Linked DNA regions of Mus musculus: regions 2, 3, 4, 5, 6 and 7 are each linked to region 1. The links are chromatin loops, found by intact Hi-C in ENCODE. Cell type or tissue: heart. All regions are shown on one strand.

Evidence for each region. A loop is a pair of places that touch in the nucleus more often than their neighbours do. Peaks named below come from ENCODE experiments on the same cell type or tissue, not always from the same donor. Only the 100,000 strongest peaks of a DNase experiment are listed, where the experiment ranks them.
Region 2: a loop joins it to region 1, with 3 times the contacts of the local background. A loop is called at or near these places in 2 of 42 quality-filtered maps.
Region 3: a loop joins it to region 1, with 4 times the contacts of the local background. A loop is called at or near these places in 8 of 42 quality-filtered maps.
Region 4: it touches region 1 in a loop (5-fold over the local background); 9 of 42 quality-filtered maps call a loop at or near these places.
Region 5: it touches region 1 in a loop (3-fold over the local background); 3 of 42 quality-filtered maps call a loop at or near these places.
Region 6: a loop joins it to region 1, with 2.4 times the contacts of the local background. A loop is called at or near these places in 2 of 42 quality-filtered maps.
Region 7: a loop joins it to region 1, with 10 times the contacts of the local background. A loop is called at or near these places in 8 of 42 quality-filtered maps.

What each region holds. Positions count from the first base shown.
Region 1 is chr1:51,332,597-51,336,596 of GRCm38, forward strand. It overlaps 9330175M20Rik (RIKEN cDNA 9330175M20 gene), which reads right to left and starts at 1,183. Exons shown (of 5, transcript NR_045151.2): 1 at 1,088-1,183. In heart, a CTCF peak has its summit at 1,557 (motif pointing left); a DNase peak (open chromatin) is centred at 1,545; H3K4me3 peaks cover 1,546 bases; H3K27ac peaks cover 2,018 bases.
Region 2 is chr1:51,095,866-51,099,865 of GRCm38, forward strand. The region is part of intron 5 of Tmeff2 (transmembrane protein with EGF-like and two follistatin-like domains 2); the gene reads left to right. Among named protein-coding and RNA genes, the nearest start is that of Tmeff2, 170 kb to the left of the region's middle. In heart, no CTCF peak of the experiment used is centred here; no DNase peak of the experiment used is centred here.
Region 3 is chr1:51,134,964-51,138,963 of GRCm38, forward strand. The region is part of intron 7 of Tmeff2 (transmembrane protein with EGF-like and two follistatin-like domains 2); the gene reads left to right. Among named protein-coding and RNA genes, the nearest start is that of Cavin2, 150 kb to the right of the region's middle. In heart, a CTCF peak has its summit at 2,020; a DNase peak (open chromatin) is centred at 2,018; H3K27ac peaks cover 309 bases.
Region 4 is chr1:51,594,915-51,598,914 of GRCm38, forward strand. It overlaps Gm17767 (predicted gene, 17767), which reads right to left and starts at 1,804. Exons shown (of 4, transcript NR_151621.1): 1 at 1,387-1,804. In heart, CTCF peaks have their summits at 2,283 (motif pointing left) and 2,485; a DNase peak (open chromatin) is centred at 2,267; H3K4me3 peaks cover 593 bases; H3K27ac peaks cover 585 bases.
Region 5 is chr1:51,104,610-51,108,609 of GRCm38, forward strand. All of the region lies in intron 5 of Tmeff2 (transmembrane protein with EGF-like and two follistatin-like domains 2), which reads left to right. Among named protein-coding and RNA genes, the nearest start is that of Tmeff2, 180 kb to the left of the region's middle. In heart, no CTCF peak of the experiment used is centred here; a DNase peak (open chromatin) is centred at 1,992; H3K27ac peaks cover 687 bases.
Region 6 is chr1:51,243,650-51,247,649 of GRCm38, forward strand. All of the region lies in intron 4 of 9330175M20Rik (RIKEN cDNA 9330175M20 gene), which reads right to left. Among named protein-coding and RNA genes, the nearest start is that of Cavin2, 43 kb to the right of the region's middle. In heart, no CTCF peak of the experiment used is centred here; a DNase peak (open chromatin) is centred at 1,972.
Region 7 is chr1:51,263,692-51,267,691 of GRCm38, forward strand. All of the region lies in intron 2 of 9330175M20Rik (RIKEN cDNA 9330175M20 gene), which reads right to left. Among named protein-coding and RNA genes, the nearest start is that of Cavin2, 23 kb to the right of the region's middle. In heart, CTCF peaks have their summits at 2,194 (motif pointing left) and 3,957; DNase peaks (open chromatin) are centred at 1,660, 2,390 and 3,740; H3K4me3 peaks cover 527 bases; H3K27ac peaks cover 3,742 bases.

The DNA of each region.
Region 1 (4,000 bases):
ATAAGGAGCTGAATTCAGATTCTCCAGCACCCATGTGAAACAGTAGGGTCCAGCAGCAGCATCCATTAGTAATCCCAGTACTGGGGAGGCAGATGCAGTCCTAGGGATTTCTGGCCAGCTAGTTTAGTCAAAAGAATGAGTCCTAGAGTCAGTGAGAGGCCTGTTTCAAAAAATAAGGTGAAGTAATTGAGAAAGACATCTGAAAAAAAAAAAGACATAAAGAGATCTATACACACACGCACACACACACATTAGGAAGAGACCTAACTCATATTGGGCATGCTGTAGGGTAGCCATTCTTATTTATTCTAATAAGGACCATCTAGTTCTAGAAGCTGGGGTTAAAGCATTCTTATTTAAAAGAAAATTCTCCAGTAATTCTAGGTTTACTTAGAGACACAGGGTTAAGAACAATTGCATAGGGACTGAACGTTTAGGAGGTGGGGTGGCAGGAGACGAGTGAGTCACAGATTGCTTAAAAAGCCAAAGTAGCCCTTATGCAGAGAACAGATGACTTTGGAGGGAGCTTGAACCCACACTTACTCTGTTCACCCAGCATTTCAGGAGCAGCCGGGTCTTTTCACAGCCTCTGGGCTTTGTCCCTGCCTCTGCACACCCACGGACAGTGTGCTGGCTGGCAACAGATTTACAACAGTGGGCTGCTGTCTGTCGGAAATCTTTGACTGGGGCAAGCTGGAATATGACCCCTTTCTCCTTCAAGTTTATCATCAATCAATGGTGCTCTGCCAACTCTATCAAGAGGATCCTAATCTCTTTTGCCCTTACGCTTCAAGAAAAGATTAGGCAGCAATCAAGAGCTTCTTGCCGGTAGGTTCACAAGGACTTTTCACACAAGGGCAAACACCCAGTAGGCTCCCAGAAAGCATCCCACTCAAGGGAGAGTAAATAGGTGATTGGATGCGGGTGCTTTTTGTCCCTGCGAAAGAAGACAACTTCCTGTGTATCATCAAAGATATTCGTGCCCTAGAATCTCTACTTTCTCCTGTGTTTGAATATAACGCTATAAGATAATGTTGGGATTCATGCAGCCCCGCTTTACTCCATTGATAGTAAGTCAGGACCATACCTAAACGAGTGGCTGAGCCTGGGTAAATGTCAAGGCAGTCACTTTTCAGACGGAGCTGTGGGCTTCGTGGCGTGCTTGTCCTTCTGTACCGTTCCTGATCACCTCCGGGAGTGGCCACCAAACGGAGCTCACAGTCACTGCCCCACATTTCATTGTTTCCCATGTGCCTTTAAGGAATCACTCTTGATCTCAGTCATAAAATTGGAAAGCCACACAACTGACAAGATGATCCCCCCAAGGCAGCTGAAATATGGGGTAGATTGAAACCGACAGTTAATTTGTAGCAGTAAAAAATAATGATATCATCATAAAACAAGTTTAAGATTAGACGAGGCTCAAACACTGTGCGCCCACAGGATATATAGATGGGTATTGTCGAGCTTAAATAACAAAGCAAAACAAAACTGAACCTCCCGGCTTCACTGGGCGAACCCTGTGTGCTCTTTTATGGTACACTACCGCCATCTGCTGGCTGGAACCAATAAAAGTCTAGCAGTCTCCTAAATCCTGGAATATTCCACTGTGCAGAGCCTGCTGTTAATTGCTATACACACGGAAACATATTTTTAACCTCCCAATATCAGTAAAATGATACAAATAAATCAGAGCTCCCTAGAATAACAAACAAATGAAAGAACCTAAGAGGCTAAAGACTGCCAAAGCGCCCCCCCCCCATCTGCCTGCCTCCAAGCTGCCCTTGCTTCAGGAGTACATCCCTAGCACATTGCCTTGTTAGCCCTGAGCTCCCTACACGCATTTTGCTTCCGCCTTCCTCCTCTCCAGATGCCTTCTCTCCCAGGCATCCTACAACCAGCACTTCAGTGATAGGCAAAGCAGCAGCTCTCAGCTAAAAACAGCCTCCTCCTGCAGATCTTAGGGAGGAAAACCACAGGCACTTGTCTTGTTCAGGGAAAGCAAAGCCCCAGTTGCATTAAGTGAGAAAAGGAACCGTAGGCTTTCAGAACCCTCTGAGCAGCGTTTTGCATGTTTTCCTCGGGGTTTACCTTACATTATGTCTGGATGCTCTAACGTGGCAACAAGTGTTCTTAAGAGGCAGAAAGGATAGAGGCTTTATAAGCAAATAAAATCTAGCCACTATAAAACCCTCCCCATTTTATAGTGTGTGCTCAATCTTACCACTTTAGACTTTCTGTTACTGTCACCACAGGCCTCGGGATACCAAACTCTCCGGGAATAAAGGAGCCCTTACTTAGCACATCTTCCTTCTTCAACATGACTTGTGGGTTGTTTTTGTTTGCTCGTTCGTTTGTTCATTTGTTTTTATTTTTTTAATTGCCTACAATTTCATTTTCTCCAAGTTAGCACGTAGTCATTGTGTAATAGAACATTTTATAAAAAGGCTTTCGAATTTTTACTTATTTAGAGAGCTTTTTATGTCACTCACACCACCATGCCCACCATTAGACAACAATGGCCTTTAAGCAAAATGTCTTGGTTTTGCTTTGTTCCTCTGGGAGAGAAGTGGTAAGGCAGAGACAAGCTGCATGCTGCAGGTCTCTACAAGCTGTGGCAGTCATGAGTCCAGATAAACTGATGGGCCCCATGGACAGGATCACTCTCCCAGCTAGTTGCTGACTGTCCTAAATATTTGAAATGTTCAGAGAACTCTGTGTCCAGCCACCACCGCTGCCCATCACCCCTTCCACACTACAACCTCATAAGCTTACAAGTAAACACTGGATAACAGAGTCTTGAGTACAGTTTCCAAGGAAGTATGTTAATATGCTAATGCGTTTACAATCACCTTCTGTGTGTTTTTGACACTCAGTGTCATCAAAAGAGACAACATGAAATCACAGTAAAATAAAATATGAATTATCTCCGTTACCAAACAGCAAAGGGTTTCGGGAAAAAATAATACCATTTTGATCCTTGGACAAGAAAGTGTTGCTATGTACTATGTACATGGGCGCAGTCTGGATCAGCCCTTTCAGAGAAACCGTTTTAAAGTGCTCTGTAATTTCTGCACTCCAGCACTAGGCTAATGAACACCACGGTCGGCAGCTGATCTTGTCTCCTATATGAAAAGCTTTCCATATTCAATCATGGCCTCCCCAAACTTACCATCGTCCTTAACCCTGGACCCTGTAAGTGTCCTTACATGATACAAAGGACCTCTTGGATGAGTCTAGGTTTAAAGGACTTGAGATGGAATGATTTCTTATGGCCTTTCTGGATGTGATCACAAAAGTCCTCATAAGAGCAAAGCAGATACTTCAAAACCCTAAAATGTGATCAGACAACAGAGGTGGGAGAGATGCCCAGAAGCAAAGGAAATGCCCTAAGCCAAAGAATGCGGACAGCCTCTTCAGCAGCAGTCCTCAGCCTGTGGGACCTGACCCCCGGCTAGCCTCTATCTCCAAACGTAGTTACATTAAGATTCATAACCGTTCTGAAGTAGTAATGAAAATAATGTTATGGTGGGGGTCACCACAACATGAGGAACTGTATTAAAGGGTCGCAGCATTAGAAAGGATACGAACCACTGCCCTAGAGGCTAACGGGGGAAACAGACTACCTACAGTGTCTCCCAAAAGGCAATGGCTCTGAGCTACACCATGATTTTAGGCCTCCTCTTGTCCAAAATGAAAGATAAATTGGTGTTGTTTTAAGCTACTGATATATACTATTTTATTGATGTAGCAATAATACGTGGCTACACGAGCTATCAGGACACAGAGAATCAGAGTCTCTCCAATTTAGAGTCAGTAAAGGATCCAAAAGCTTACACTTGAGGCTCTGAATTTTGGAAGGTTTTGTTTGGTTTGGTTTGGTTTGGTTTAGATTTTAAACTAATGTTATTGTTTTTGAGGGTGATGTTTTTAAAATGTCTAGGTCATGATGTCATGTTTCATCAGGAGACAAGTCACTGCAGTTACACTATGGCCTCAC
Region 2 (4,000 bases), 240 kb before region 1:
TAGTTCCCTGATATATAACCTGACATTCCCTTGCTGCATATAGTATGCTACTAATAATTTGCACTAAGTGTACACTTCTCTATAATAAATAAATTAATTATTCAATGGAACTTTGATTTTAATTTTAGTTTTGTAAAAATAAAACTTATGTGGTGTGGCCTTTATATTTTCATCAAATGTTGCAAAATTAAGACAGACTGACTTTATCTTTCCAGAGCCAGTCCTCTCCATTAGCCAGACTCACTAATTTCCCCCAATTTTTATGTTCTGTGTGGTCATGTACTGCCCTCCCTATAAACACCAGTTCCTTCTGAATTCTTCAAATACCTTACTTGGGTTATTGTCATGAGTGAACTATCGTATGTGAGAAGATTAGTGAGATGGGACAGCTGAGGCATGTCTGGAGAAAGCACTCCACTGGCGTTTATGTTTGGGGTGGGTTCGGAGGAGGGTTCTGTTTTTCTATGGCAAGGTTGGAGGACTATGCCCGTTTAATGGGTTGTGCATGTGGTCATGCATTGTGTGCACAAATAGTGCTGCACAGTAGTCACATTTAGATTTCAGAAAAAGAAATAAAAACATGAGCAGGAGTCTTTGTAGATCTAAGTGTTTTTTGCATTGGTCTCTCTACAATACATAAGCTTTCACTTCCAGATCTGTTTCAGGGGTCCTTTATAAATGACAGAAATTGAATCTTTGTTTCCAAGGAGCAGAATACAAAATGCATCAGTGTGCCATTTAAGGGAAACTATTTTGTCAGCCTTGTTTATGCACTCAATATAATAGTGTTTTAAAGAAGGCTAGACCCAGTCTCTGCCTGTTTATGCAATATAAACAGAAGCATCCCTTTTAACGTCCTAAAAGCAGGATGTGTGCTAATTTCACCAAGTAAAAGCCACTGCACCTGCCCATGTAAATCCTTGTCTGAAGCAACCTCGCTGCCTCACAATAGTGTGAAAGTACACATAAAAGATAATACGGCAATGCTCATCAAATATTAATGTGCATTGACACATAGTCATCTATTACCGCAGTACAGTCCCCACACTGAGCTGCTCTAGGTTGCACCCTCCTTCACCTTTGTCTTTACCCCTGGGTTTGCCTCCTCCTCCCAGGCAAAGCAAAGCTTTGTTCCTCCCCCTCCACTTCCTGACCAAGTCCAGCAGCAGACCCACTGGTGTCCTCATGGTGGCCTATTTAGTTCCAGTAAAATATCTATTGGGCTAATGTGCGATCAAGAGAGGACTGGCATTTATTGTTTGGAGTTCATGATACTGTGAGCTGAGCAACACTGAGAGCCAGCCAAGGGCTCTGAGTAACAGGGAGCTGGAAGTTCACGAGCCATGTTTGTATTTATTTCTTTACCAATTGCTTACCAGCATTTCAGCAATAAAGCCATTATGTTTCCCCATGCTTTATGTAAGAATGTCTGACTAGCCAAATGACAGTTCAACTGCAGTTTAAAAATAAATGTGTTGGTTAAATAGTTCAGCTGGGAATGTATTTTTCTCTTTGTGCTCAGATACAAAAGCAGTTGTTCAGTGACTGAGCCATGCATGCAGACATTGTACCTCCCTGTGGCTTGTCTCTACCATGCAAGCCAGGACTCATCCCATGTCCGGCCCAATTTCAGAGTAATGGCCACACCTACAGGAAGGAAGGAAGGAAGGAAGAAAGCACAAAGAATCTGTTTACACAATTCCAAGTCATCCAAATCAAAAAGGTATGCCAAAATTCAGTGTCTTGCTTCCAGATAGAATCTTTCATTGCTGTGGCACAAATCTCTTCTCATCAGGAGGGGAACAAAAAGCAAGACCTGAATTTTGTAACTGTGATGACATGCTGAGGCTTTTCTTATTGTTACATAGGGGGTGAAAAGTTCCTACCCTTCATAGCTCTTGCCAAATGAAAGTTTCCCTAACTCCTTGGATTTAAATTGGACTGTTTTCCATGTCTTTCTGTTGAGCATGTTTAAAAGCAACTGTGTTATTTTTTTTAATTTTTTTATTAGGTATTTTCCTCGTTTACATTTTCAATGCTATCCCAAAGGTCCCCCATACCCACCCCCCAACTCCCTACCCACCCACTCCCCCTTTTTGGCCCTGGCATTCCCCTGTACTGGGGCATCTAAAGTTGGCAAGTCCAATGGGCCTCTCTTTGCAGTGATGGCCGACTAGGCCATCTTTTGATGCATATGCAGCTAGAGACAAGAGCTCTGGGGTACTGGTTAGTTCATATTGTTGTTCCACCTATAGGGTTGCAGTTCCCTTTAGCTCCTTGGGTAATATCTCTAGCTCCTGCATTTTAAAAAACAGAAAAAGAAGAAAAAAAAAAGCTTTTCTCTGTGCTGAACTTTTGCCTCAGATAAGTCCTTACCCAGCACAGACTTAGCCAGGAACTTCACACTCGGTTGTAGGCGCATCCCTCATCTCCTGATCAATAATTCAAATGCTCAATAGAAATGCCTTAAATTGAAATTGAACATACCATTAAGAGTCCTCGAAAGGTGGGTATCATTCATTCAAAACAGCCATCGGCACTCCACAGTCACCAAAGCACCCAATATAGCTAGAAATCTGGATTTCTCGCTGACAGCCAAGGCATTTCCTCTATATCAATTATTTAGTCTTGAGTGAGTAAACTTCTGATCGCCTTCCTTTGTCTGGGTATCCATCTGTTTCTCTGAGACAAGAGTAGCACACTCATTCATTTCTGCGTTGTCCAGGCCTCTGCTTTTCATTAATCTTTTTCCAGCCATCCAGCCATCTCTGAGCCCTGTGGTTATAAGAAATTATCCATGCAATGAACTTAATTTTAAAAATTCTGCTTCATAAAGAGGTGACAGAATTCTCAGAGCCCAGTCTCCTTCCACTGGTGGCCACTGATGGAGAAAGAGATGCTGATTGGAAAATGGTGTTGCAGAAATCACTGGAAAAGAGATAAGGAAAGCATAGAATAGTCCCAAAATTAAGTGATTAAACAGGTAAAACTCTTTCATCCATCTTCCTTATCCTACAAAACACAGGCATGAAACCTCAACTACCTATGCTCAAGTTACAGTGGACATCTTAAATTTAATGAATTTAATATTTGATCTACAAACCTAGAATCAGTCAATTTTGCTTTAAAATCACGATGAGTAAATAAATACATGAAGTTAAGTTCTAATTCTAATTTTGAATTTTATTTTACAGTAACTGTTTGGAAATTTCCGTCTGTAATGTTCTCTGCCACAGCTCTTCAGTGCATGATGTGGACAGAATATTTTTTTTTCCTGTTTAATTTGGTAAATTTCACAACTTCATTCTGAGGTTGTTTGTCTAAAAGCAAAAGCCCACCATGTACAAGACAAAATAATGGAAACAAAGTACTGAAGGGCAGTCCTGAGTGCTTCAAAGACTACAGTCGCCTGCTATTTAAGCTGAAGTAATGTGCTGGCTTAATACTGCATCTGTTGACTTAATGCAGCTTGTAGTAAAAATGAAGAGCAGAAAGTATCCATAAAATATAATCCACTTCAGTATTTATGATAAATCAATTATGGAAAACCCTATGTATGGGAAATGCATTCTAAATCATTTCATGAATAAAGAAATACAGCAATTTTGTGCTTTAAAAATAATAAATCTGTACACCAGAGATTTGTAACTGTCACAAAGTCTATCCAAGTGGATCATGGTTTCAACCCAATCCTCCTCCCACACAGCATTCTTTGTTCTTTCACGGGATTTCAAAGGAAAGACTTTATTGAGTGTTAATCTTTTTCAATGTGCCTTTATTCACTTTGGATATCATGTGATTATGCTTAATCAGTAGGAGTCATTCAGTCTTCTTCTAGATCCTACAAACACAGCATATCCCAAACTTAGATACTCTAATGCTAATAGAGTAGAATCACGAAAAAAAATATAAAGTACTTAGAAGAAACACCTCACAGGTAAACATAATTACTAGCTACCAGATCTAACAGAATTATTCTAATAACAAGAAATTTATATGA
Region 3 (4,000 bases), 200 kb before region 1:
AATCCTCATGTAATTATCTTAAAGAAGAAGTTACATCAACTCATGGCTATGTCTTTTCTCCTCCTCCTCCTCTTCCTCCTCCTCCTCCTCCTCCTCCTCCTCCTTCTCCTCTCTCTCTCTCTCTCTCTGCCTCTCTCTCTCCTTCCCTCCTTCCCTCCCTCCCTCCCCCTACCTATAATAGATCCGATAAAATGTCAAAAATCACAACTAAATTTTATCATACATCTCAAAAACCTTTTTAAAATCACAGCACTATAATCATCTCTTAAATACTTCCAACCTCTTATAGTATACAATATACATCAGAATCACTTGAAGAATAGCACATTTTTGTAAAAGATTTTGCAGGACTAGTGCTCCCAAAATTGTACTCCACCAATATGTTGAGCCATAGAAAACTTATTAAAAGTAATAAAATACAATAGTGACATATAATATCTGAGGGTGATTCTTTATGCTTTAAGATTTAAATAGAACCAAATAAAAATATTACATTTTATCATAAACAACTATCTTGATGGTATTATAAGCTACTTCTATTAAATGCATTTATATTTCCTGTAAATGATGACTTTATATTTCCTGTAAAAACTAATTCATATGGAAAAATCTTTAAAACTGTTGCATCTGTGACTATCCTGGAACCATTCATGACAGGACTTATAAGAGTCAAGTCTTTCCCTGAGGATTTTTTTCCCCAACGAGGAACCCCAGAGGTTCATTGGCACCCTGTGCAATGCCTGTGTGTACACTCATCTGTACCAGGAGATTCCAATACAGGGTCTGCCACCTTCATCTCCATTCACATTGTATAGCACAGTTCACCTTCAAAGAAAACAGTGGGTTGCATTTCTACTCCGAATATATTCAGGTTTGATTGCAGGCAGTGAACCTCTGATGCTGATTACCACTCTTTTTAGTTCACTTTGTTTTTTATTTTTTATTTTAAAATATTTTTCTCCATTCTTTTCTTTGAAAAGTTCATGCATTTAAACACTACATTTTGAACATATCAACCACCATTACTTCCCTCCAGCTCTCCCAGTAACCTCTGCCTTGTCATCCTCCCAGCCTCACATCCATCCATCGTTTGTTCTTGTTATTATGACCCCGTGAGTCCAGCTGTTGACAGTTGCTGAGGAAGGGAGGGTAGCTCTGCCTGCTGGATGTGGGCTGGTTTTCCCATGCCCCCACTGATGGCCCCACACCTAAGCACATAGGAGCTGCACAGATTGTTTTCCGTCCTAATTGTATCTGCTTGGTGCACATAGAAAAGAACATTTCCCAGTGAACATAATCAGGTCACTCAGCATCCTAGAGATTTCTCTAGTTTGACAACAGAAAGTCTTGTAAGATGAAAAATTGTCATGATTAAGGGGCAACAGGCAGACTGATCAGGAAAAAGCACTTGCTGCTAACTCTAATGATCAGTGTTTGGTCCCCAGAACCCATCAGATGGCAGAACAACCAGCTCCTGCATGTCTCCTGCCACTTCCATCTCCACACTGCTACTGGGCGTGCACAAGCACACACCGAGACACTAAGTGCACACAAAGTAAAGAAACAAATGCGACAATTTCTAAAGTTATGTTTAAGCTTGCATGCTTGCTAGATTCCAAATAAAATAGAGAAGCAAAAAAGTTCATTGAAACTTGCAACTCATAGTTAAACATGGACTGAATACATGAAGTCCTCCCTGACGTTACTTCAGCTTCACATGATTTTTATACATGGTTTTATTGAAACATATAATATTAGAAAACATTGAAATAATTGTGTTTCTCAACATTTCCTAGTACCCAGCAGGATTTTCATTTTCCCAAGTTTGGGACATAGACATGAAGATCTAAAAGAATCAAATGAAAAATCAATATGTTATTGTCTGGATAATTTATATTTCACATGTTATAAACTCTCCAAGGAGGGTAAACAGGAACTCTATGACTCACATCCCTAGAAATCTGCTCTGTGCTCACAATTAATTTGATGTCACAGCAACTTCCCTTGTTAAACAAATGTCCACGGACGCTCCCACTGGAAGGAAATAGCAGTTGTAACTCACACTTTTCCAGATGTGGCATGAGTACTGTAAACTTAGGAACTTTTACCATGCCCTCCCCTTTCATTTTTGAGCCTACTTTAAAAGCTGGCAACACTTGCTTCTAACTAAATAGTGGCTATCTTCTTTAAAGAAAGTCTGAATATTAAAATAAATTTATTGAACCTCCTTTGTAATAACATCTAAAGGAAAGGCTTCAGCCAGGACCAACAGAGACTGGATTACAACTTTAATTTAAATAGATTTTATTTATTAAATAAATAAATAAATAAAAGAATACTATGTGAAACAAAAGTAACATATGCAGGAAGCTAGAACGTGTCTACCTTGTACAGAGACAGGAATCTATGTTCCTCATAGGCATAAAAGTGTAGTCCACACCAGAAAACTGAAAGAAAAATTTCCATCATATTTCAAGCAGAATTACTATCTGTTTGGGCTGTCTGGAATCACCTTCCTGTCCTCTCTCTTTTAATGAGACCCGAGGCATTTTCTGACTCTTGATTCAAAGGCTTTGCCTCTCTGTTTGCCAGGCCCAGTGATAAGTTCCTGCCATAGAAACAGAACAGACCCTCTGATACCAGTCCACAAGCTTAGACTTAGGTCTCTTTTTTTTCACTACAGAAAGAGCCCTAACCCACGGGTTTTCTAAATCACAAAGGTAGGACTTCCTGGCTTTAGCATATGATAATATGATAATAATAATCTTCCCTTGTGGACACGTAGATAAGATGGCACACTGTGTGTGTGTGTGTGTGTGTGTGTGTATGTGTGTGTGTGTGTGTGTGTGTGTGTGTGTGTACCCTCACCAAGTCTTGCACTAAAAGGAAAGTGAATTTTAAAACTGTGCTTCTCTATGTCCAATGTGTATCTATATATGTGTCTCCTGATGGGTTCCTGTCTGGCTGAGAGGCTCATCAAGCCTTGGAAAACATAGACACATATTTTTTTTCCAGTGAAAATGTACTTAATTTTATAGCTTGTTAGATGTTCACAAAAAAACCCATAAATTTCAACTACTTTAGTTTTTATCATCTAAAAATTAAAATGTATTTTATTTTGTGGTATCCTACTTATATCAGTTTCCAAAAAGGATTTGTGGTGTTTTTATAATTAAACTACAGTCAATGAGGGTCTTTAAACAGAGATGGACAACATGGAGAGCTGAACTGTTAGGGGAAAGAAAAATACCTGAGCATGGCTATTCCGGTTAAAGCACTTAGCCCTAAGCTTCTTTGCAACCAGTATAAGAAAGAAATTATGGTTGAGTCGGTTTATTTCACAAATATCCGGAAAGTCCTGCTATGCAGCAATGCTGTCCCAGGCTCTACAGAAGGCAGCACAGAAGTCCCAGTCTCTGTGAAAGGAACCTGGGTCTTCATTGTCTGGAAAAAATGAATAAAAATAATTTCAGAGACCAAAGAGAAAGTTAACTTTGCTAAATTATATGTGAAATATTTAGCACAGATCTTTTTATGAACCATAACTGGGGAACATAAATGGATAGAAGCTTCAACCATGATATTTATAAAATATCCCAAAAAGCTTTCTGTATAGCTGAGGATTTTTGAATATTTTTTTATAAAATTCTAGAGCACAAAAAGTAAGATATGTATATCTCAATGACACAGTGTTTGAAACTGATTGAAGTAATGAGTCCATTCATGAATATTCTAAAATGGGGAGGGATTAATATCACAGGAAAGTGGTAGGAGAATCTGTAAGGAAAGCAAGTCTAGTTTATTACCCCTGAGTGAGCAGAATAAAGACCTATGACCTGTGTAACAGGACAGATAGAGCCTGGGTTGGACAGACAGTGCTCAGTGACAGTGTGTATGTGGCTGGAGAAAGTCCCCTGGTGTTCATGTTGGTCAATGAGAAAGGAAAGTCCCAGGCTCTCTGTGCCTTCAGAAGAGCCAGGGCCTTTCTCCTCTGGGTCTA
Region 4 (4,000 bases), 260 kb after region 1:
ATTAAAGAGACACAACCTAAATTTATCCGAGCAGCTCTGAAGATCCTCCAGGGCACTGAAATTAGAACATGGTTCCCTCCACATACAAACTCTCCTCAGACTATCTCTCATCAGACTGGGGCCACTTGCCTGTGTGGACGCAGTTACCTTGGCATATCACAGAACACATGCTATGACTGGATTGTGCCTGTGGCCACCAGTTTGATCTGGCTGGCTTTAGATGCACTTACTTCGGTCTAGGCCTCACTGCCCGATGCGGGAGTCTGCTCCATCTGACTGGTCCTTGGAAGGCATGCATTTGCACAACACCCACCCCCGCTTATTACTGCCTTCCCATTTTCCAACTCCATAAAAGATCATCAGTTCAATAAAAATCTTATCTCTGCCACTTATTAAAGAAGAGCACTGCTAATGACATAGAAGCCGGAGGCAGTATTAATTAGACTCTAGACCATCGCCATGGCTCTTGTTTCTCCTCTCATCCTTTCCTAGTTCATAGAACATGCAGCCTTGGTTACAGTAAAGACTTTCTTAGGGAAAAAAAAAAAAAAAACAGTAGAAGAAGAATCCAAATCCCAACAGCTGGGACTTCCCACTCTCTTATGAATCCTGATGAGCCCTATAGTTTGATGAAAAGAATAATAATCTCAAAGATTACTTAGAAATATACGGGAGCTGGAGAGACAGCTCAGTAGTTACGAGCACATACTGTTCTTTCAGAGGACCCAGGTCCAGTTCCCATCACCCCAGTTGAGCAGCTCACAAACACTTGTAACTCCAACTCAAGGGGTTCTGACACTGCTGGCCTCTTGGCCACAGCATTCACATAGTCACACCCAGTGGAGATGAAAACACATCCGCATAGTTAAAAAGCATAAAGTAAATCTCAAAGAAATTTGGACACGCTTTGTTCTAGCTCCTTACTCATTAGTTGGGGGAAGGAAAAGTTAGGGGTAGTAGAATTCTTCCTTAATATATGCGGATGGATACATAGAACGACCATGGGCACCCATGTTATAATAGACAACAGAGTTTATGCTTATGGTCTAAGTTAACCATAAATAAGCAAAACAAGCCACCCAAACTTCCCAACGCACACTCCAATCTCTGCTTACGGAGGCACTCAGTTGCTGCTACGATTCCAACCTTTTCCCTTCTAACCTTCAGTACCAAGCTCCTGCAGGTATACTAAGAATTAAAAAGAAACATTTTAATTTTCTTAAATGAAAAAAATCCAGGAAATTTAATAAAACAAAGTATTATAATTCTCAATCATTGAGATTTCTCAAGCCTGGCAGTGTGTAATTAAATAGACATCAGCAAATGAACCGTAGGGTGAGGTTCAAGGCGTGCATCGGATGGAGCAGAGTTAAGGAGGAGGCTCACCTGAGGAAGGGAACCTGGAGAGAGATGCTCAGCTGTGAAGTGCCCCCAAGAGCTGGGCCATAATTATAAACTAAGATGCACGAAGAGTTCTTTCAAATCTTGGTGAAGAGCTCATTTCTGAAGCCATGCTGCCTGCATCCCGTTGCCATGGCTGCCTGCATCCCGTTGCCGAGGCTGCCACTGCCACTGCAGAACCCAAAATGAAACTCATTTTAGCTACATCTTCTTGTAGCTCTCTCACCTTTCCTAGGAAAGAATTTTCTTTGGAGAATCTAAAAGTTGAATGGATCAGTAATACATACTTTCAAAGATAGAAAGCAAGAAAAAAAAAAACCTCAGTTGAGTCTCTCTCACAAACTAACTAAAGAGGCACCACTAAACACGAGCCATGCTGTCAGAGTTGTGGCTGTCTGCTCTTGAAGTAGGAATGTGATGGTGGGAATATGGGTACCAAAAAGTCAGGACTCCTACTAATGCTCAGTCGACCCCTTGTCCTAAACTAGCATAGAACCTATGAGAGCTCAGGCCTGACTCTCAAAACTCTCACACTACTAGAGAATGTCAGGAAAAGGTACTGCCCAGCTTTGTGTATAATGTTGTTTTTTTGCTAAGTGAAGTCTCTTCATTTTCAGTAGTCTGTTGAGAGATTTAAACCTACCCCAGTGTTCAGTAGCAAACAATTTTTTATTAACTTTCTTCATATGTTTTTATTTGTTTTAATCAGCTTAACATTAAATCTTTCTACATCGCTGAAGAAGAGGGACTTCCTGTTTGAGCCTCGGACAGCAAGAGGCTGGATCTGTCTGTAGTTTGGAGTACAGAGGAAAGCTAAGGAGAAATCTGCCCAGACAGACCCTGGTAGAGCTGTGGAGTGACTCTGCTGCCCCCTAGTGGATTTGTTCACCTGGAACACACTAGGCAAATGCCACTGGTTTAGGATTGGTTACAACAACCAATATTTTGAGATCTTTTGAGTTCCCAACACATTTTCTTTTTGCGCTCATACCAACCCAAGGATAGTTCTGCTGTGACTCCAGTCCTGGTGGCAGGCTTCCCGTGACCCTCATCTCCGTGCCATACATATTTCGTGAGCTCTAGTCTCAGTGGTGTGATAAGCTACAGACAGTTTTACGCCTGAGCTGCAGTCCTTTCTCAATCATCAGATAGCTCTCGAACGTCTAGATAAGACTTCAAACAGAGGGGGAGAATGTTCTGAGGGTAGACGAGAGTCGGTGGAAGATTTATACCTCCTGAAACAGATCAAAGAAGGCCTTGTAGAGAAGAATGTTTGAAGATGTGCTTTGCAACTTCGGAGGATATTGCCACGTGGAGGAAGAAAGTACTGAAAACAGAGCACACAACATAAGCCCATGGCGCAGCGAAGTCTCAAGGAACTCTGCGGAGAGCCCGTGATAAAGATAAGAGTCAGGGTAATAAAGTGTAGACAAAATCCCATGTGCCCTCCAAATGGTTGAGCCACTGGTGTCTTCTAGAACAGGTAAGATGTGATCACATTGGCGATTTCAGAGGATCTTGCAGGCAACATGGTTAGACAAGGAGTGTAGTGCAGAACCCAGAAGAAGAGAGAGAGAGCAGAGGCTAAAATAGTATTGTCCAGTAAGAGAGGCAGCCTGAGCATGGCAGACCTTTTTTATTTTATTTTATTTTATTTTATTTTATTTTATTTTATTTTATTTTATTTTATTTGAGACAGGGTTTCTCTCTGTGGCTTAGGCTAGCCCAGAACTTGCTCTGTAGACCAGGCTGACCTCGAATTCAACAGAGATCTGCTTACCTCTGCTTCCTGAGTGCTGGGATTAAAGGCACATGCCACTGCCATTTGGCTGTGTTGGCGGACTCTTAAGGTCTATTTCCGATAGGTATATGATATGATAGACTTGAAATATGTTAGCTATAGAGACTGGGGGAAACAGGGATTTTTGTCAAGCTTCCAGCTATGTCTGCATTAGGATTCTCATGGCACTGTTGTGACAGGGAAAGGTTGAGAGAGGTGGGTGCTGAGCTTTGGCTTTGGGTCACATCGAGTTTGCAGCTAGACATAAATCAGGGGGAGCCGGAAATGCACATCTAGGCTTCATGGCCCATATGCCCATTTTGTATGTAGACATTGAAGCTTAGAAATGCTGGATGTTGCCTCTATTCAGGTACCTACGTAATAGAGGTTTTAGGCAGGCTTATGTATGGTCTTAGCCTAGTACCAGAAATGGAAAAGAAAAAAATGCCACTCTAATATACAAACGGCAGAGAGGGTAGAGAAGGGCGGAGCCCGAGAAATCCCAGATTCGAAGGACGGCAGAAGACCTCTGAGCCGGAAGAGGAGGGGAAAAGGCAAAGCCCACACTCTACCAAGGGAGAAGAGAAAGCTATGGGAAGTCAGGGACAGGGAACAAGACAGAAAACATTCGGATGAATTTAGACTTAAGGACAAGACGCCAAAGGAACTGCAGGATGAGGCAAAGCCTTCTTGGGGGTGGGGTGGGGGTGGGGCGTGGGCAGGGGTGTTTCATATACTGGAGGACTTTAAATTGTTTATGTGCAAAATTAAAGGTGGTTCTTATGGACAAGAAGAGGCTAGAATTGAGTGGAGTTAGAT
Region 5 (4,000 bases), 230 kb before region 1:
TGTGTATAAGTGGTTGTCTCCAAGGTCCAGTCTGGGAAGCAAAATACAAATTCTGTATGTATTTTTTCTACATAGTAAGTTATTTTAAAAAAAAATTACCAAGACATTCATAGCCCTCCAGACAAACTGCCTCAGCTGGTCTTCCAGAAACATCACACCCCTGTGCTGCTATTTTGCAGGCATTAAGGGGCTCCAGGGGAAGAAGAAGGCCTCTTCCTCCATAAACAGCCCCTGTGGGTAAAACCTCAGACACTTTCATGTAATCCTCTGCAGCACACTGGGAAATGCAGCTGGGGAAACAGACTTACCGCTTATTGCTGATCATCTCAGGAAGCATGGGTGTGAGAGACCCTCCTAAGAGCTCTGAAATCTGTTTCAGAATGTCACGTGGTTTCCTGTTTTCACCTCTGGCTTTTCCTGGATGCTCTCATTTTTCTTAATCTTTCAAATTCTTTTGTTTCCTTTATTAATCTCTGCTCCTCTTTAAAGGAGGGCCGAGTTCTGGAAGCTTCTGTAAGTCTTGCCTTTCTTTGATACCAGGCTTCAGCCTATTTTTTTCTGTGAGCCCTGGGGTCAGGACTCCCTAGATATGGCTTGCAGACAGAGAGCAGTTGTGCCATCCCAAGAATAGCATTCCTGTGAGCACATTAAAAGCGAGAGAATGCATGGAGAGGCTGTGTCACTTGAAGATTGGGTAAAATGAATCTTCCAGCTTTTAAAAATGCCCAGTGTTTAGAAAAATTGTTTTTTACAGAAAGTGTAGTTGAGTGTTAGACATTTGAGAGGTCACTTTAAAATGGAACTAAAGTTACAAGATAAAGCAAGACATTTATTTTGCACTTTAAGCGTTGGCACACAATTTAATACGCTGTTGAGAGTACAGGGATGGTTGCAAGTCAAATGAAGGTTATATTATAATTGATACTTTGAATTGTTAAGGAGAAGCGAAGGTGAAGTGGGATGCTTTTATTATTATTTTTGTTGAAATCTTATTAAAAACTCTTAATGGAATGCAAACTAGAGGCCATCTTCAAGGTCCCCAGTTAAATTAGATATGCAGCCATTAATAGTATCACTTACTTGTTGAAAATAACTCTGCCAAGGCAGACATGGGATAATGTATTTTCTCACTTCTTTGTGTACCTTACCATATTTCTTAAACCTGGAGAATATAAGCCTGGCCGTCAGATTTTTTTTCCCAGTTTTATTTTTAAAATTCTTGCTATTTATATTCAGAAACATAAACTAGTAAGCAATAGCATTTTATTTCAATGTTTTTCAGTTGGGTTTATGTACCTACACACTTGAAAACTATAATATTATTAAAATTTTATATAAAAAATTAAATTAAAAGAATTAAGAGGAAATATGGCTGCAGAAATAGGATTGTTCACATATAGTGATGAGAGTGTGCATCTGAGAGCTGTCATGACAAGGTTTGCCTCATAGGGTGTGTCCTCTGGGCTCCTTCATTTTGTCATCCTTCCTAGTATATGTCAGTAGACAAACTGAAGAAATGACAGAAAAAGAAGCTTGAAATTCAAGGAATACTGTATTTTTCCTAACTTGTTTTTAATCAGAGTTTAGAAAAATCTGTTATTATTTTATTTTTAGCAACAGAGCATCTTGGTTGAGCTCCTGACAGAACAGTTTCCTAGAAGCAGAATGTAAAACCTACTATTTCAGTGTGCAGTTGCTCAGACACACTTCCAAAGAGAACACTCTCGGGAAGATCAAGGAAAATAGTATAATTATCACAAATCTTTTTCATAATATAGAATGCACAGGCCTTTAAAATAATTCTCATTATGCACAACCAGTTCTCCATGTGGTATTCTGATCATCTGGAGTTTGCACCATATTATATTATTTAATTAACCTATCTGTCCTGTTGAATCGCCACCCAGCAGCCCCATAGTACCTTCTTATCTCAGGGGAGAAAACCGCACACACTTTAATATAGGTGCAGCATCATGAAAAACCAGGCCAAAGCACAAGCACCCTGAGGCAGAAATGAACAAAGCCAACACTTTAAACTGTGGTGTCTGGAACCTGCTATGATCATCACTGCAGAGGAAGGAAGCAATTCGGAAAACAAATTTTCAAAGCTATTTTTATACCGACATTCATTATTTTTTCTAAATGCACACCCATTCTGGTACTGTTGGTTTTTCCTTCCTTAAGCTCAGAATTAAGTCAAAGTTAATTTCCTGCTATCCAGTATGTTTTTTGTGTTAACATAAATTGTTTAGCCAAAACCAAATGAGAATGCCTATTCATTTGTGTGTGTGAGGACACTATGGGCCAAAGGGATAAATAAATTCTGTACAGCTTATTTAAGTGGCAATGGGCCTGATAGGACTAACAGTCATTCTACTGTTAAGAGTGAACAGTTTATTAACAGCTTGCATGTTTTGCCAGTTGCAAAAGTAAACATTTTAAAAGTGACACTACATACAATTTCTCTTTCTCTAAAGCTGTCACTTTCCGTACGACAATTGATAGAATGGCAACCCTCTGAGTAATGTTTAGGGACATTATAAGTTATGGTCATCTAATGATGAGCAGAAAATATCCCGTGAATATATACATACTTTGGCTTCATTCACTTTGTTTATATTATCAATTCAAGAGATACAAAACCGTTTCAAAGAAGGTTTTGTTTTGCCTTCTAAACATAGTATGTGTTTGTAAACTGTTCTGCTGTGTAATATCATTGATAATATTGTAGTTAGGATAAGTCAATTTGATTATATAAATATAACGAAATAATTAAAAGATTTATCCTGGCTATTTCATTAAGATTATGAAACTACCTAGAGAAAATATCATGAGTGGCCACAGAGCACCATCTGTGTATAATCATGAGCAATGCACTTCTGCCAATCCATGCATGAATTTCACACCCTTCTCTTTGGGATGCTTAAATACACTTCTCTCCCTGTGAGTGTGGTGGCTCGGAGCTTTACACTTACATTATTGAGAAATTGGGGGGGACTCCACAGGAGAAGTAAAGAAAGGGAAAACCAAGTCTAGCACCATTGGTAGCTGACTTTCAGCTGCCATGACCAGCAACAGGAGGCCAGTTTACCGGGACAAAGCTAATCAAGTTCCCCTTTAAACAATAATTGAGGATGATAAAAGGAGATAGAGAAAGACAAGTACACAAGATTAAATGTTCCCAGATGACAGTGAATAAAGAAAAACATTTGCAAGGCAAGACCGAGGGGAAGAAGAGTCAGGAAAGAGTTATTTACAGCACATACAGATAAAGAGAAACAGTATAATAGGAAGGAACTAGATGCAAAGGGAAAATGTTGATCCACTTTAACTTTTTGCTGAGTAAAACTTCTGACATGGTTATGTAAAATATTCCCTACTGGCCATCTTGGATGATTTTTGCCAATTAGGAAAAAAAATGTGTTTAGTTGTCTAAGAATAAAAAATCTTAGAATCTTAGAGAAACGGAAACTAATTTACTGAGGCTTGCATTTTTACAGACTTTGATAGAACTTATCCTCACAGAATCAGAGTAAAATCCCTGCTCCCACTTGTGCCCTGCTTTGAGTAAATAAGCCAGAGGCCATCTTCATCAGAGACTCTTAGGTAGCAGAGAAGAAAGTGAGACCAGAGAGGTGAGAGGCTGTGTTAGGCTTGAGAGAAGGACCATGTTGCTTTTGAAGTTAATAGTCTCAGTCCTTTCCATCCACTCCTGACTGATGGCATTTCATAACCAGAAAGATGTCTCTGCCTGTCACTTTCTGAATCCATTCTTCAAAACCTTGTGCACCTTTAGATGATGGTCCAAAACCTGCATCCCGATCTGTCTCCACCCATTACGGCAGCCCTACTGCAGTCCTTTCCAAGAACTGCACTGAGTCACCTATAGCTCCATGGTGAAAGCTTCAGGCTTCTACTCTTGGGCACTAGCATGCTCTACTAGCTAGAAGATATGTCATCATTTTATGTTCAACTAAGACCTACTCAGGATTCAACTAAA
Region 6 (4,000 bases), 89 kb before region 1:
TTCTTTTCTGTAAACTTGGAAGAATCTCACCAGGCTCCGGAGGGCCTCTTGGTAGGACAGTTTTCACTCTCAAAGCTTCTACTCTAGGATGTCACTTTACTACAACTAAAAAGGGAGAAACTTCAGCAGAGAATCTCAGATGCTTTCAACCCCTCAGCTAAGCAGGTAGGAACAAGACTCTGATCACCATTTCCATGGTTGTCAGAGCTTCCCACTAGCTACTTTTGAAGCATTCCTGAACCCAGCCCTGGGAGGGGAAGACCTGTGCCAATTCGCATGGATGCTATTTAAAGATGAGTCCCGAAAGCTATACATGTGCTCCAACATGGCCGAGATTTTAGCTGTGCAGAGAACACAGCAAGATAAATAGCCATGCCATGAGAAATTACAGCATTATGTACTGCAATAAATATGACAAATGATAGGCTAGATATTCATTGGCTCATAACAGTTGGCAGGCACAACCATCTGTGGATCCAAAGTTCAAACTATTTGTTTTCACTGCTACAGCTGCCTTGATATTTCTCCTTCTCAGCTGGAACCTCTGGCCTCTAAGGTAGCCTGGACAACCTTGCAAAATCTCTGACCTTATTAGGTTTTTATTAAGAACTGTAGGTATTACAGTTTTTTAAAAAGTATGTATTTAAAAAAAAAGAAAGAGAGAAACATGCACACACATACACTAATAGAAAGGGGGCATGCTTTCACCCATATTGTGTGTGTGTGTGGAGGGGGGTATGTGTCTTGTCTTAATGTAGAGGGCTCTTTACTTGGAAAGAATCCGAAAGTCAGAAAGGCAAACATAAAGATAATTAAGAAAAATGATGGTGTTTGTTGCCTCAGAAGAAATAAATCTTGTGTGTCTCTCCTTTATTTATTGATTAAACAAGGAGCCCTACAATGCATTCAAGCTCCTGCTTTTGTCACTAGAAAGGTAACACTGATGTGCATTATTTCATTATAGGAAATGCTAATCTATATTTCTCATTTAGAATCTAAACTCTCTGCTTGGCTGAAATCTCACAGCTTCTACCACTGATAAGAGAAACCTAATGAGCCCAATGTCACCACAGCCAAACTTCCCAATTAGGCCAGTGTCTGCACACACGTATTCTGGGAGCTTCCAAGGCGGTCTTGACAGCTTGGAGTTAGAAATCTATGGTGAGAAAAATCAAGCTATTAACCAGGCATCCTTCTGAACGCAGTTAGCCCCACCCCCACCCCCCCATCCCCTTTCTCCCACTAGATAGCAGAATTGCATTTTAACAGAAAGGTAGAGAGTGTTTTCTAGGGCTGCAAAAGATGTTGAACAAATTTCCTATAACTATAACTTCCTCTCGTTTACCAACTTGATGTGGAATAAAACAATGTGGATATTTGGCAAAACAATGGATAGTCTTCTTAGGTGACTTCTTTAGGTATGCCTCTTTTAGCATGTATTAAACCAACAGAATCCCAACCAAGAGCTTTTTTTTGCCTATGCACCCTTCACTGTGCATGAAACACTAGATCAAGAATTATGAAGAGCAAATTTGGAAAATAGAAATTTCAGATTATAAGAGCTATTTCTCACTAGGTATCATCCCACCAAAGCAACACTGCCACAGTAAAACAGTCATTCTTTGTGAATGAAATATGAGTGAAGTACTTCCTACATGGAAAGCAGTGTGAGTATCATTGGGTTCTCAGGGATGAAGATAAATCAGTCAGGATCACAACTTGGATCGTTCCCAGTCATGAAGGGAATCACCAAATAATTTATGTGATAAGACAGAAACATGAGACACACAAGCAATGCAATGAAAGTCAAGAGGCACATTCAGCTTTGAAAGCAGAACAATGCAAAGCTTCCTAGAGAATGAGAGTCTTAGGGAAAGGAAAGACTTGACTGTAAAGTCCTCATAAACAACAAAGGCACACCAGCCTGAGGAAGGAGCCAAACAAAACCAGGAAGGTCGCCGGAACTTGCTTGTGAGCCAAGTTGAGTGAGAAAGCAGGCAAAGGACAGACATGTGAATAAGCATTGGAAATCATTTACCCACAAACATCAACCTAGGAAGGCTCTTAGTATACTTCTGGCAATTTCTAAGGCACCGGGGCAAGAGCAAAACAAACAAGCCAACAAGAGCTCAGCTTGCACAGAGTTATGCTCTAGCTGGAGGAGATTTAAACGGAAAAGAATGAAAAATGATGTGTCAGTTAGTTTGAACGAATGTAACATCCGTGCACAAAGGCTTTAGAATGTAGCTAGGGACAATTGTTTGATAAGGCACCTTTTACAAAGACATTTAAAGCAGGTGAAGGATAGATTAAATTATCTTACAGAGTTATAGTTCAGACAGAGACCCTAGAACTGAGATGTAAGTGTGGTTAAGGTAAGACATGTGGATGGCCTGGCAAAAATGGAATCAAGAGATAAATATTAGTAATGGGCTCGGAGGATAGGTGCAAGTCACATCTTCAGGGCATGGCTGCTAAAGGTAGAACTTGAAGATGAGAAAACATTAGAAGGTTTAGGAGAGAAATGGCCGAGCTATATCTTGGGATGAGCACTGCAGCTACTGTATGGAGAACAGAGAGGAAGTGCTGAGGGTGGAATGCAAGAGACCAAGTAGATCACAGAAGCATGCAGAACATTCAGTGAAAGGCATGGATGAGATTTGTTCACGGGGGTAAGAAAAGTTGAAAGACCTCTGATAAGGAGCTTATTCCCATTATGAGTTGAAAAATATTTCCCTTTTTGTTTGAAAAAAATTTTTAGATTATATGGTTTTCAGTTAATTAGATCCCAACATGTCAGCTCAGGTAACACAGAAGTTCTGAGAAAGAAGATAGGCTACCAAGAGAGCTAACTGTGGAACACATCAACCAAGAAAGAGAGTCACATGAACTGTCCAGATCAATTCAAATACCCCCTAGCAAGGAATCCATGTCCTGGAACAGTCAAAGGTCCAATCCATTTTAGGCAACACTTCTCCCTTTTATGAAGAAGGTATAGGACTAAGAAACAAGGGGGTCTTGAACCTCTGCCATTCTATAGAATGTATAAAATGCTTTCCTCTCGTGCTTAATAAATCTGTAAGTTGTCACTATAACTCTGTGTCTTGCTTGATTCTTTGCTAGAGACACAGAGAACTTGGACACTGTGCCACTGGAAAGCAACAAATTCTCTCTGGTAACTCTTCTAGTCATACCATCATCTTTCTCATGAATGGCAGGTAATAAATTGTGATGGTGCAACTAACTTGACTAACAGCCTTAATGGCTTTCTTGCCTAGGACTTTAGGACTCTAGTTCTCTCCATTCACAAACAAATAATCCTCAATTGAAAAAGTCTGTTACATCCCTCTGCTTCTCTTATAAATTGTTGGAAGAAGACTCTGTTTACATGTGATAGCCATATCGTGATTTCTTGCCTCATAAACTCAACATAAACCTTCTCCAGGACACTAGGCAGGGAGATGTGTAGTCAAAGACACGGGAGTGTGGAATGACTGGAGGATCTTTCCTACTCATCAGTAGTGATGGCTAAAGACTCCTGCTCCATATTCTTTCTTGTGAATGGGGTTACAGCTTTCCTCACCTTCACCCCTTCTTTCACCCTTCAGGGCATACTTCTGATGTATAGCCCTACACACACATTTCCTTCCACAGCTTTATTTGATTATTCACACAAGTTACCATGTCAAGAGAGACATGGCTGTTTGATGGGCCTGGTATTTCAACATCCTCATGATTGAAAAACTCTTAAAATCACCCAGGTAAGATTCCTGCAGTAGACAGCTCGGTCTCACGGAAAAGACAAGGAAGATGATATTTTCAAATGCCTGCAGCAACCTCTAGGTCAGTTGCCTTGTCTGGCCCAAAAATAAAATCTGAAAGGAAAAAAAAAAAAAAAAAAGAGGAAGAAGAAAAAAAATCTACCAGCATAATGTGACGAGAAAGCAGGTGATATGTCAGAAATAACAACGCAGGTCAAGCTGGCATTTGTTGTCACTGA
Region 7 (4,000 bases), 69 kb before region 1:
TATAATTACAAAGAGTAGATCATTGAGAATTTTACAGGTAATTCGATTAAAATCCCAGAGGGCCACCCTTTGGTAACAGGTTCCTCATTGCCCTCTGCATAAGGCTCCTTCCCATCTTGTTGTTACACCCAATGCTGCACACTCCCTCTGTCCCAGAATGCAATGTCTTTTAGGACCTGTCCCCTCTTCCTCCTTATGTTAACAAGCCACTTGTAGTCACGTAAAAACTTAGTTTGGAGATGGAGCTCATGCTATTGACTTCAAGTACCTTGCTCAACTAGCTAAGCAGCTGACCACAACTCCCAACTGGGCAATAGATATATTCGATTTGTTTTCTAACCTTTGAAGAACAGCAGCCCCAGTGACTCTTTACTTACCTAAGGGCCACTTCTCTGATAGCTTCAAATGTCTAGGACACCACTGAGAACCAAAGATGGATAAGAAAAAGCCTCAGAGAAATGTTTTCAAAGGTCTCCAAAAGGCAAGAGTCCATGTTAGCAAGCCTGTCCACTAAAGTCCATGCACCTGACTACAGAGACTTCTTTCTGCTCCCTTCAAAGATACAACTTCTCAGTGCAAACAAATTCCAAATCTTACCCAAACTGAACATTTAGGCCTCCTTGACCAGAGGTCTGTGATTAAATAGCACATACCATCAGGTCTGGCTATCCAAACTTTCCAAAAACTAAGCACTTCAACTCAAAGTTTCGTTCTAGGAAGTTTTCCCCTCTTCCTCCTTACTTCACACTGCTTAAACCATGTGTGTTGAAGAGCGTAGAGTGTTTGCCACACAAACCTCGTGATTCTGAGTGAGATCTCTGGAACCCATATAAATATGGAAGGGCAGAAATGACATCACAAAGTTGTCCTTTATCCTAATACACATACATACATACACACACACACACACACACACACACACACACACACACACACACACAAATATGAAGAATAGGAGGTGGTGGTGGAGGAGGAAGAGGAGGAAGAGGACAAGGAGCAGGAGTGTAGTTTATGCAAAATAAAGTTTTTCCTAAGAGTTAAAAATCTTCTCTGACATTGTTCAAAATCATGGCACCTACAGAGATTCTGCATGGCCTCTTTGGCCCTCTAAAAAGTGCCCCCCAGTCAAATCACTACTATATTTTTTCCCTGGTTCTCTGGTGTAGCTCATCAAATTCCAGCTTGTGAAATGCCTAGGGGTCACAATTTTGAATGTGGCCTTCTTCCCTAGACACACATCTAAATCCTTGACAAAACCCGGTTCCATCTCCTATTGTCCTGACTCTAACAGTGCTCTGCGTTCAAACATGATGCTAGTCTCTCTCACATCTTCTATTAGTGCTATCCTGGGAAGCAAAGTGTGTTGAAAAAAAAATTAAAAAAAAAAAAAAAGACAATAACAAGGAACAGATTGCAAGAAAAAAACAGGAATCTGCTGGTGCCTCCCTCGGATTTGCCCCTTTGCTGTCATGCACTGGGGTGTGAAGAAGCACAGCTTGGGAGGAATTTGGCCTACTCTGTAAAGGTCATGAAAGTTTCCAACAGAAAGTGCTGACTCATAGTCCATACATCCTGATATTTCAGCGTGTTCAGGAAAAATGCAATCCACTCCAGCACACCCTTTCTTTCCATGGTTTCTTGCCAGTTCACTTGTGAGTGTTACCACAAAGGGCAGTTCAACAGCCAAGGTGAGGGAAGTTGCTGATTTGAACAAAAGTTCAATTGCAGGGCAGGAGGACGCAGGCCCTACTGTGCCTTGTGTTTACCAAAGAGACAGGTTTCATCAAAACAGAGAGATCTCAAACATGCAGCTCAGAGTTTTGGCATTTTTCAAAGCAAATTTTTAGAGACTGCCTTTCTTCCTGGGTTCTGTACACACACATTTGCACGCACACACAAACAGCAGCTTTGAAATTGTATGGTATTGTCTCAGAACTTGAAGCACGGCCAGTTTTTGACCTTCACTTCCCAACACTTCAGGAAACAGGAATTCTCACACCCTTGGGCCTCTTAGTAAAACAAGCCCCTGGAAAACTCTCCAAAAAAAAAATACTTGATTGTACATACTGCATGCATATCATTCTCTCTTCTCTCTCAAAACATGCAAGATCACACATTCTAGATCTTGATACAAACTCCTAACAATCAAACAATATGCTATGCAACAGACATATACAACACACGCCATCAAGTTGCCATCTGCAGGCGAGTCTAGGAAACATGGACTAAACAGCATTTGCTTCCCAGGGGTATAGAGAAACAGCCCCCACCCTTGCTCTGTACTTCTAGGATAACACTCAACACTCAGATTCCAAGACTGAGGGGACTGACCAAGCCTTAGTGCGTTCCCACTCCAGCGTGCCTGACAAAGACTAGGATCCTTGACAAGAGGACTGGCAGGAGAGAGGTGTGGTTCCCAAGAGAAAGCAGAACATTGTTATCAGAGGAAATAGCATTCCATTCATGGCAGGAAAACTGAGAGATTAGCTCTTAAGCAAGCAGAGTAATATCCAACCTCAGCCAGACCTTCAACAGTTGTACAGGCTATGATAAGGAGCAGGATGCTTAGCTGCTGTTGTGAGCTTTCCTCCATTTAAGACTGTGGCCCTAAACACAGTAAGGCCACCATTATTAAGAAGGCAGGATACCTTAGTATGCTCATGGAAAAAGAGATTTCCCCCAAGCCTTTTGTCAATTCTCTGTCAAAATGAAAATTGAGCAAAAAGTTATTTTGTTTTTTCAGTGCAGGTTTGCTCTGTGTATCCCTGGCTGTACTGGAACGTGCTCTGTAGATCAGGCTGGCCCAAACTCAGAGACCTGTCTGCTTCTGCTTCCTGAGTACTGTGATTAAAGAGGTATGTCACCATGCCTAGTTAAGCAAGAAATTTTTAATTCACAAAATTACAGAGGCTGGGAGTATAGTTGATAGTAGAACACTTATCTATCATGCCTTTGGCCTCAGAGTTGATTCCCAGGTTAGAAATGGGGAAAGGAAAGAGTATACAGACTGTGCAGGAGGTCTCTAAATCTACAGGAGCTTGTTTCTTGTTGTTGTTGTTTTGTTAGCTTGTTTGTGTGTTTCTTGTGTACATATGTTTTGTCATGACATAGCTGTTTCTAGCAGAACAATCTGCTTTATATAGAGTGAAAATCTGTTTACCTTTGAAACTGTAGAAATAAACTGCATTCATATTTGGCAACTTCTCAAACACTTGAATTATGGCTATGACCTCCTTCTAAAACACAATAATAATAATTGACCATTTTAGGCTTGAACACCTCCCATTTCTTTGAATAGTTTCTCCTGAAATGCTGCTACGCATCCATCCCTTTGGCCCCCTGCTGTGGATGTACTAGTTGTTCAGAGACTAGGGTTCGACCTACCCTGTTCCCGAACGGGATTCCAGACACAGAGAGTTCCACTTGGTCAGTATCACTTTAAGAAATATGATGCCCAAAATGGAAAGCAGCACTTCAGAGCCCGAAAGCAAATGCATGGCATTCAGTATTCTTCAGCAAGGCTGCCATATGTCACTAAGTGTTTCGGGATCTGCCGTCATTGAGGAGGAAGAACAAGACTGCAGGGGAGTCAAGGCAGAGTCCTGGGTAGTGTTCCAGTATCATTCAGTGTGAAATGAACCCTAAATAAGGAAAACAACAGATGCAGTGCGCTGCTTTTCATACAGAACTCCTAAGCATGGTAATGCCTTATCATAGTCACATTCCACTGTTGCCTCACGGCCCCCAAGGGAACTTCCCCAGGGATGTGTTAGAAGAGGAAACTGCCTTGAAAGAAATTTCTCAGGCACATTAGAACTGACAGAAATCACTTCTGATGTCAGGACTCAGTATGTTGGGACTCTAAGGAGGAACACAGATCAAGTGTGCTCTGTGAACTGCTCCAGCCTATGCTGAAAGCCATCTCCTGTCCTGAGGGGTTTACCAACCTCTAATGTGGCCATGAGGTGGCGAAATAAAGGGTAGAAAGGCAGAAGTTTAT